Regions from separate parts of the Homo sapiens genome. Here regions 1 and 3 are each linked to region 2. Evidence: chromatin contacts called from ENCODE Hi-C or POLR2A ChIA-PET data. All regions are on one chromosome and are shown on one strand. The core of a region is the stretch at or near the end of the contact, and the rest is flanking DNA. Distances in the headings are between cores, read along the strand shown. Region 1 has its middle 95 kb from the start of FLJ13224. Region 2 holds the start of DDX11 (DEAD/H-box helicase 11). Region 3 holds the start of TSPAN11 (tetraspanin 11).

Evidence for each region. A loop is a pair of places that touch in the nucleus more often than their neighbours do. ChIA-PET counts read pairs that join two places held with the same protein, here RNA polymerase II (POLR2A). Pooled maps may share reads with other maps.
Region 1: a map of Caco-2 shows a loop between it and region 2 (3-fold over the local background). The contact joins the enhancer-like site here to the promoter of DDX11 in region 2. A Hi-C loop is called at or near these places in 1 of 168 maps with a recorded cell type or tissue (Caco-2) and 7 of 50 pooled maps. POLR2A ChIA-PET finds 5 or more read pairs at or near these places in 2 of 52 experiments (HEK293T and activated T-cell).
Region 3: a map of endothelial cell of umbilical vein shows a loop between it and region 2 (2.5-fold over the local background). The contact joins the promoter of TSPAN11 here to the promoter of DDX11 in region 2. A Hi-C loop is called at or near these places in 1 of 168 maps with a recorded cell type or tissue (endothelial cell of umbilical vein). POLR2A ChIA-PET finds 5 or more read pairs at or near these places in 1 of 52 experiments (SK-N-SH).

Annotation. Positions count from the first base shown.
Region 1 is chr12:31,227,878-31,231,193 of GRCh38, forward strand. No RefSeq gene overlaps it. Among named protein-coding and RNA genes, the nearest start is that of FLJ13224, 95 kb to the right of the region's middle. RefSeq lists a silencer at 638-1,195. Within about 2 kb of position 1,779, at least 5 of the 41 ENCODE cell types and tissues checked have a DNase peak (open chromatin) inside an H3K27ac peak, as active enhancers do.
Region 2 is chr12:31,072,198-31,075,369 of GRCh38, forward strand. It overlaps DDX11 (DEAD/H-box helicase 11), which reads left to right and starts at 1,663. Exons shown (of 27, transcript NM_030653.4): 1 at 1,663-1,894. It overlaps DDX11-AS1 (DDX11 antisense RNA 1), which reads right to left and starts at 1,650. Exons shown (of 3, transcript NR_038927.2): 1 at 998-1,650. RefSeq lists enhancers at 1,314-1,845, 1,718-1,827, 2,358-2,517, 2,378-2,907.
Region 3 is chr12:30,925,243-30,928,195 of GRCh38, forward strand. TSPAN11 (tetraspanin 11) reads left to right here and starts at 1,506. Exons shown (of 8, transcript NM_001370302.1): 1 at 1,506-1,554. It overlaps LOC124902911 (a long non-coding RNA gene), which reads right to left and starts at 1,447. Exons shown (of 2, transcript XR_007063264.1): 1 at 1-1,447.

The DNA of each region.
Region 1 (3,316 bases), core at 529-3,028, 160 kb after region 2:
GGCTCAGCCATGTGAGGAGGAAGGGATCAGTACAGCCCTGAGGAAGAGTGAGGACCTCAAGTCAGCCAGAGCTGGTGCCCCACAAACTGCTGTGGAACGCGAGCAACTTACTTAACTACTCTGAGCCCCCTTATGTGCAAAATAGGAACAACAAACAGGAGCTCCCACCTCCTGGGGTTGTATCGGAAATTCAGTGAGGTGGTAAAGCACCCCGCTCCACGCCTGGCCTATGAGAGATGCTCCACAAACGGTGGCTGTGATGGCAGTGGGGTCACCACCACATGATGGCTGAGCCCAGCAGACAATAAGACATGGAAATCAACCACTGCGCAGCCACTCGCAACAAGGAAGAAGGTGGAAAAGCTCATGAGAAACAAACATCCTTATGACAGGCTTGCAGGGACGCCTCTGTATTCAGTTATTTTTTTCTGCTTTGGTTTTTGTGTTTGTTTGTTTGTTTGTTTGATTTCCTGAGATGGAGTTTTGCTCTTGTTGTCCAGGCTGGAGTGCAGTGGCACAATCTCGGCTCACCACAACCTCCGCCTCCCAGGTTCAAGCGATTATCCTGCCTCAGCCTCCCAAGTAGCTGGGATTACAGGATGCCCGGCTAATTTTGTATTTTTAGTAGATATGGGGTTTCTCCATGTTGGTCAGGCTGGTCTCGAACTCCCAACCTCAGGTTATCCACCCGCCTCAGCCTCCCAAAGTGCTGGGATTACAGGTGTGAGCCACCATGCCCGGCCTCTGCTTTGGTTTTTAAGACTCAACAATGATAGCCTCCTTCATTCCCCCAAATATACCACCCACACCCCAGCTTTCTCAGGCTGATTCAGAGGCTGTGCTACGAGGCCTCTGGGGACCCAGTTCTCCACAGAACTCCTGGCTGAATACCCTGCCTCAGAGTCCCTCTAGGACAGGCCCACACTTCACTTCTGCGCAATTGGGAATGTGCGTGAGGTACGGGTGCGGCCGCCATAGAAGGAAAGGCCCCGGGCCTGGGTCAAGCCCAGCGACTACTGGAGCCCCTTGTTCGTCTGTTACATCCTCTGCTGGCAGGCAAAGGGGAAAGAAAACTCCTGGCCATCGGGGCACCCAGATTCTACTCTGGGCTCTTTCCAGAACTGGCCATGGGAGCTTGGGCAGGCTGTGTCGCATGTCTAGGCTGTTGCTCCTTATCTGCAGAATGGGAGCCGTGCTCACTGGTGGATGGAGGAGGGGACAGGGGACAGACTGGGTGGCATCCCAGGGCTCCAGGCATTGGACAGAAGGCATGTCCAGGGCCTGGGCCATGCCCAAAACAACCTAGAGCAGGGCAAGTGGCAGAGCCCCTCCCAGGCTGCTGGCAAGGGCCCCCTGGCCCTAAAGCAGCCCATCCTCATCCCACCCCGGCTAGTGACTTTGAAAGAGCAGCTTCTAGATGCTCAGCCAACTACACACAAAGGCTTCTCCCTACTGGGAACAAAGTAAGAATAACGCCACCCTCACGGGACCAAGGAAGCTCTGAGAGGGGATCCATGAAGCCAGCCTCGGGAACCAGAGGAGGCAGGGGGGCGGCGAGAGGGCTGGGCAGCAGAATGTTGGCTCGCCTGATTAGCTGACCCCACCCAGAAGAAGACGGAGGATTCTAGTTCTTTAAGGGAACTGGCAGACTTCTTCTCTAGGAGCCCTCTACCTCCTGGGCCCCAACTCTGAAGCAGCTGCCTGGCAGAGACAGTGAGGAGGGTGCAGGGAGAGGACTTTGCCCTCCACTGCTCTCCAGCCAGGACACGGCCCCGGCTGGCAGCCTTTCATTCTATACTGAGCCAAGAGACACACACCAGAGCCCCAGGCTGGCCATGCCCCACCGCCTCTCCAGCCCCACTGGGCACACTGGTAAGTCTGGGGCCTCTGCCCACAGTCAGGGCCTATCGTGGCCTGGAGCCCACACCTACCACACTGACTACAGCAGGACTGAGGGCACTCATGGTATCTCATGGAAAACAAACTGAGGCCCAGGAGGAAAATGTTTGTTTAAAATTTTGCACGCCATTTCTCCAGGGCCACTAAGCCAGGTCCACTTACTTTGATTACTCTTTAGTGCTCTCCTTCCAGCCATATGAGGAAAACATATATGTTTTCAAAACTTAGGAAAATACTGTATTCTATTTTTCCTCACTTGAAATTACATGGACACACCTGCAACTGTATGTGTTTTTTAAAACTCCAAGAACTGTACACCAAAAAGAGCAAACTTAAAGCTGGGAGTTGTGGCTCACGCCTATAATCCCAGCACTTTGGGAGGCTGAGGTGGGTGAGTCGCTTAAGCCCAGGAGTCTGAGACAAGTCTGGACAACATGGCGAAACCTGTCTCTACAAAAACCACAAAAATTAGCTAGGCATGTTGGTGCGCACCTGTAATCCCAGCTACTGGGGAGGCTGAGGCTTGAGTCCAGGAGATTAAAGCTACAGTGAGCTGAGATGGTGCCACTACACCTCCAGCCCGGGCAACAGAGCCAGACCCTGTCTCAAAAAATAAATTAATAAATAAATAAAAAGAGAAAACTTTAAGGCATGTATGTTGGTAATACAATACATAATTATACATATATACATAGTATGTAAACTTCACAGTGCATTGAGAACATTTTCCCTGTGTCATTTAATAGTTTCCCAAACCCACTCATCCATGCACATACCATACTTTATTTAAAATGTTCCCCTAATGGGCCAGGTGCAATGGCTCATGCCTGTAATCCCAGCACTTTGGGAGGCCAAGGTGGGTGGATCACATGGTCAGGAGTTCAAGACTAGCCTGGCCAACATGGTGAAACCCCATGCCTACTAAAAATACAAAAATTAGCTGGGCATGCTGGCATGCACATGTAATCCTAGCTACTCAAGAGGCTGAGGCAGGAGAATTGCTTGAACCTGGGAGGCAGAGGTTGCAGTGAGCTGAGATCACACAATTGCATGTTAACCTGGCAACATAGTGAGACTCTGTCCCAAAAAATAAAAAGTAAATAAATAAAATGTTCCCATAATGTAAGAAATTTAAATTGTTTTTGATTTTCCTTTATTATAAATTGCTCTTTAATGAGCACTCTAACACATAAGATATTTGATAGCTTTTCTTATTATTTTCTTAATATGGAGTTTTAGAAGTGCAGTTACTGGTCCAAAGATATGCCTTTAGTGCCCTTAGCCTTAGTTCTTAAGGCTTGTAGTACCCTTTGCAAAGAGGCTTTTCTCAAAGGTTTTGACACGCTATACTCCACCAGTGCTGGAGTAGAGGGCTGCATCATGTTAGCAGTTATCAGCTTAAAAATCTGTGCACATT
Region 2 (3,172 bases), core at 413-2,912:
CTCTCTCTAAAATGGACCAATCAGCAGGATGTGGGTGGGGCCAGAGAAGAGAATAAACACAGGCTGCCCTAAGACAGCAGCAGTAACTCACTAGGATTTTCTTACCACAGTATGGAAGCTTTGTTCTTTTTGTTTTTTAGGTCTGCACTGCCTTTATGAGCTGTAACACTCACTGCAAATGTCTGCAGCTTCACTCCTGAAGCTAGTGAGATACACGAACCCACCGGGGTGAACTAGCAACTCCAGTACATGCCGTCTTAAAAGCTGTAACACTCAGGCGAAGGTCTGCAGCTTCACTCCTGAGCCAGCAAGACCACAAACCCACCAGAAGGAAAAAACTCCAAACCCATCGGAACATCTGAGGGAACAAACTCCAGACACACCGCCTTTAAAAACTAACACCGCGAGGGTCTGCAGCTTCAGTCTTGCGTTAGTGAGACCAAGAACCCATCAATTCTGGACACACTATCAACTTTGTTTCTCCAAGGGTGCTTCTTAAACTGGATGATGCACACCCTAGGAGTGTGTGTGTAGGATGGGGTTTGAAGCAGTAGGGTAAAAAACCTAGCATACATTCTATTCCAGAGGTGTCAATTTACCAGACAACAGTTATTTTAAAACTTTTTTATGCAAAAACATGTTATAGGGTGGAATGCAACATTTTTATGGGCCTGTGGGCCATTTGTATACATCTTTGGAGAAATGGCTATTTAAGTACTCTGCCCATTAATTCTAAACTTAAAACTAAGACTTCAAAGTCCCTCTAAGGATTTTGCTGGGCCACATCCCAAGACCCTGAAGGGTATTACTTACTCGCCCTCTCCAAACTGCCGAAGTCGGAAGCAGGTGACAAAAAAGCTGACCCTGGAATCACCTTTTGTAAATTTCCCACCTCCAAGCTTTTCGATAGTTTGTAACACTGGCTCCTCTCCCCAAAAGCCTTTCCTTCAAGTCCCAGCAACTCTCCCTGACCCTGCTGGGAAGGCGCACCAATTACCTGTCATTCCAGGAAAGCTCATAGCATAAGATGATCCCATTGGTCATCTCCCAGAACCAGACTTTCTGAAAAGTCCTCAAGGACCAGCTAGTCCAATCCCTCACTGAATAAAGGAGAAGCAAAGTCTAGGGAGGTGAGGTGATTCGTTGTCCTCCTAATTAGCAGGTGAGCTCCTGGCAGGGCTGGGGTTTCATCTTCTGGGCTCTCTGCAAGGTCGTGCCCGGCACGGGCCAGGAACAATTTCATAAACTCGTCATCTAGACGGCCTTTGACTGACACCATCTCTCCGTGTGGAGGAGCCGCTGGGGTGCACGGGGCAGGTGTCGTCCGTTTCAAAGGTAAAATAACCCAGCTGCAGACCTCCAGAGGCCGACTAGAGCCGGGGTCAGAAAACAGGTTTTCCCTCTCGGGGACAGCGCCCAGGGGACCGGCATTAGAACATCGGCTGATGTTTCATCTGGTCAGGGAACCATCCAGCGCTTAGTACACCTGGCGCTAATCGGCGGGGATTAATCTCACACCCCGCAGCTGGCGGAAAGCAGCGGGAGGAGGCACCTAGCCCTGGGGTTGAGATCCCAGTTCCCGCGTGCGCAAACCACGCCCCTGTAGATTCTCGCTGCTGCGTGTTCGCGCGCGTCCCGGAGTGCGCATGCGCAGCGGCGGGGGTTGTTCCGGCTGCCTTTCACTGAGGGGACCCGCCAGTTTCTAACTCAGTGGCGTTTGCCCTGATTCCCGGGGCCTGGCTTTCAGCGTAGCAATTCTGCCGGCGAAGAAGGTGAGCGCAGTGCTGTGTGGCAGCAGAGCTCCTTAGGACGAGGAGCAGCGGGACGAGGAAGGGCAGACTGGTGAAATCGCAAACTGGGCGTCTGTTCCGGCGCCGGACCCCTATTTGCAAAGGTGGGTGGCCCGTCCGGAGCGGGAAAACATTCCGGAAGTGGAGGGCCGGGCCAGCGTGATTGACAAGCGGGAACCCCTGTGTGGGGACGGGTAGGCCTAGGAAGGTTGTGCCTGCGGTGGAACTGGGCGGTGCGCAGAAGTGGGCATTAACAGCAGCCGCGTGTCTGGGTCTTAGATTTGGCCCAGCTGTGTTGAGCTTTTCATGGATTATCTTACGTAGATAAGACACTGCAACAGTGAGTGAGCGCTTGTAACCCACCTGTCTCTTACGGAAACTGAGCCCCAGCGATGCTAACTTTAGCAAGGATACAGCTGGGATCCTAAACTTGGCAATCAGAGCCCAGAGCCGATAAAGTTAGCTGCATGAGTCTAGCTTCCCCCAGGGCGGGAATCGAGGCGGAGCAGGGTACAGTACGGAGGCCAGGAATGAGTGCACTTGACCAGATTGTTGACGGAAGTGTCATAAAAATGGACTTAAATGCTGATAAGCAGCTGTTTGGGTTCCACACAGGGTGCGAGCTCAGGATGCACGTTGGAGGGGACACAGGGCCAGAGCAAGGTGGGAATGCGGGTATTATGGGCCAGGCCATCCTCCAGCTGGTGGAGCACCGCAGTACTGCAGTGTGTGGCCCTGGCTTAACAGCAGTGCGGAAAAGCTTTTTTCTTGGGGCTGTGGTGCTTTCCAGGTGTGTGAAGTTAAAACATTTTAGGGCCATACGGTAGATAGTACCTGCCACATAGTTGTCTTGGTCAGCCCCGGCTGCCATGACAAAATACCATAAACTGGGTGGCTTAGACACAGAAATGTGTTTTCTCACAGTCCCAGAGGCTTGGGATGTCCAAGATCAATGTGGGGAGGACACAACTGAGCCCACAACAATAGTCTGTACTCAGTAATGAGTGATAATTGGGGACTGAAGAAAATGAACACGTTAAGAACTAATATGTTCCTGAAGTGCTTTCACAACTCTAACCTCGTTTTATGAGCGTGAGCTTTGCTGTCCTGGTGTGTGCCTTGGCACTGGGAGGTGATGGTTGTCCTCCACACAGCCAACCTGAAGAGGGCTGAACAAGTCACTGCAAATGTTTTTAATAGGGCTTAGTGAATCCGTTATACTCAGATTTATCTAAACCTCTATGATTTAGCCTGTGCTGCTTCTGGAATAATGAGATCCATAATTACCACTGATGGGGAAGTGAAATAATACTTACGTTTCTTCTGTATTGTTTAGTGTTGTCATTCTAGAGTTTGGTAACCAAGTCTGTCTTTTTTATCCC
Region 3 (2,953 bases), core at 256-2,755, 150 kb before region 2:
TTTCTAAATCTAAACCTATTTTCTTGGGCGCCCTCCTCCGTGGTGTCCCTGCAGCCCGGGCCCCGGCCCCCATTGAACCTCCCTCTTCTCCTGAGTCCTGACACCCCGCACAGTCCTGACCTTCCCTTATGGTTTCTCCTGATAGTTTCCGTTCCTTTCATGGGCTCCTTCTCGGTAGACCTAGATTCTGTCTTCAGCCCTGTTCTCTGTACCTTTTCTACCCTCTCCCTCCACCTCTTGTGTCGGCCCAACTTCTTTCCAGATGATTCCAAAATTGACATCCCTTGCCTCAGTCTCTCCTATGAACTCCAGAATCACCCTTCCAATTGCATTTGCTGGATATCTGCCCCTGGAAGAAGGTGGCCTGCTTCTCCAATCCAACTTGCTCCACACTAAACTCAGTCACATCACTCCAGGTTCTCCTCCAGACTTCCACAATGTTACAGCCCCAGTGTGCTCCTCCTACACCACACAGTCTGTAGACTCTCCTTTGCTGCAGCTTCCGCATTCATCCCCCAGTTAAGGTCCTCATCTCACGGGACTATTGGAATCATCTCCTTCCTGTGTGGCCCCCCGCGAAGCCCTTCTCAGCAGCCAGCTGGGGTATTTAGAACGTTGGTGCTCCCGGTACAGTGGCTTTGTCAGCGTCCCCTGCCTCCAGTGGCTTCCCTGATCTAGCAACCTGGTAAATGGGTAATCTTCCTCACTGCAGCTAAGTTTCAAAAGAACACGGTTGGATAAGCACAAGGCCCTTGTTACTTTGGGAAATAGATAATCCATGCCCCACTGTTAGGGCCAGTCCCGTTAGGGCCAGCTTTGCACCTTCACAGGGACTCAGCAGGAACAGATGGGCTCTACTCTCTGTTATTCCTTTTTGCTTCAGATTAGAGAGACCTTGATTCTCCCCGGGGCCCAGGAAATGTAAAGCTGATGCTCCACAGGACTCTAAGAGGGACACGGCAGTGATGGGGGCTGGTGAGGAAGGGGGATGGAGAACCTCTCTCTTATCAGACAGGCTTGTCCCTAGGGTCCCTGGAAACCCCCAAAGGCCAACCTCTCCCAGGGGCCGACAAACGTAAAGGGCAGGGAGACCTAAGCGGGGAGCTGCGGAGCGCGGGGAGTTTGAAAGCCGCTCCACCGCCCTACTAGTCCGTCCTTTTGCCCCGCCCCCCTTAGGGATCCCCCCGGCAACCGCACAGCTGCCTCGGACTCTGACTTAATTCCCTCCGCGTGCTCTGAATCGCAGAGAGGCAAACCCCCAAACAAAGAGCCGGCAGCTCGCGTGCGGGGCTCCCGGGCGCGTCCTGCCGGCTGGGCTGGGAGAGCCGGCGCCGGGGCGTCGCGGCCGAGCGCTGGGCAGGCGGGGACTAGAGGGCCGGCAGGAAGCCTCAGTGGGCGCAGGGGCGCGGGCCGGGCTGCCCACACGCTGACCTTCCCGGGCTGGGAGGGAGGAGCGCTGGCTGCGGGCGGTGGGCGGCTGGGCGGCCCCGGGAGCCGCCGCTCTCAGTCTCTCTAGGCGCAGCTCCCTTCGCCGCTTCCGGAGCCCCTGGCAGGGTAAGTGCAGAAGCGCGCCCGAGGAGTGGGGGCGCCGCGGGAGGGGGCTGGGGGTCCAGGAGAGGCGCCTCCACCTCCGCTGCCCGCCCCGCCGGCAGTCCCGAGCTAGACTGTCCCGAGCTTCCCCCGGGCGGGCAGAGGGAAGCCGGCTGGGGATGAGGAGTGGAGGAGGCAGGAATGCCTGGGACACTCGCGGGGCATGTGAGCAGGTATTGGTGTCTGCATGGGACACGCAACACGGTGTCCATAACTATGCGCATGAGTCTGCCTTTCTGCACTTGTGCCTTGGGAGAGAGCTCTGGGCCTCTGAGGGCCTCGTGCCGTCCAGCGTGCCCGGGGCATGTCTGTTCCTCTTGAAAATGTCATTCTTTGTCCACCCTGAATTCGAGTAGCTGCCTCTCATGGCTACACCAAAATGCTGTATCTGGTGCACATTGCTTTCAGAGGGCCTGTCTGCCTGTGCAGGGATGTCCTCATGTTCTGGGCACGTCTGTGTATTTGTGACAACATGGCTGTGTAGGCCCTGTCACCTGTGTTTTCGTGCCCATCCCTGCATGTGCAGTTGGCCGGCTCCGTGTGGAAAGAAGGCATGGAAGGTTCTGGGGTGTATCCTTTTCACCAGCCATATGTGCAGTGTGCACATGTGTGAATTGGTGGAAAGTATGAAAGGGAGGCAGCCCAGTTGGGCTTGGCGGGACAGCATCTTAACTTGAGTCTAAGCTGCTGTGTGCAGGAGGAATAAGTGTTCCAGAGGTCTCCAGTTCGTGGCAAGTATTGTGAGGTGAGCGTGGGGGTGGGGGGTGAGGAGAAGAGGCAGCTTCTGGAAAAACTCATAAGTGCACTCTGGGGCATAGGGTGTGTGTGGGGGAGCGTGAAGAAGAGAATGAGGGTGGTATTAGGCCAAAGTGGATAGTCTGTGTTCAATTTGTGGGCAGCTGGATTGCAGTGGAAAGCAGCAGTTAGAGGCTGGAGACAGGTTTGAATCAGAACTTAATGGTTGTCACTGTGTCAGTAGCATTGTTCCCTGGACAGATAGGTCATCTGGGGCTCAGTTGCTTTTTGTGCAAAATGGGACTAATAACCACTGGCCCCATCTGTCTCCCAAGGGACTGGAGGCTCCAATTAATGCCTGGAAATGCTTTGATGATAGTTAAGACTCCTAGGGTAAGGGGCACTACTGGCCTACAGGGGCCAAGTTGGTGGTCTGGCGAGGGCTTAGGTGGCCCAGAGCTGTTTGGTTTGTGGGTAGCAGAGGGAGGCATTTGTGTGCTGTTTCCCACTATATTCAGCATAGCAGGAATTTTATACCCACCTTTGGACTCGTGTGTAAAATATGTACAGGCCTGTGTGATTCCCCATAGTTCTTGTGTGAGTGCTGCAGAACAAGAGGAAAACTGGC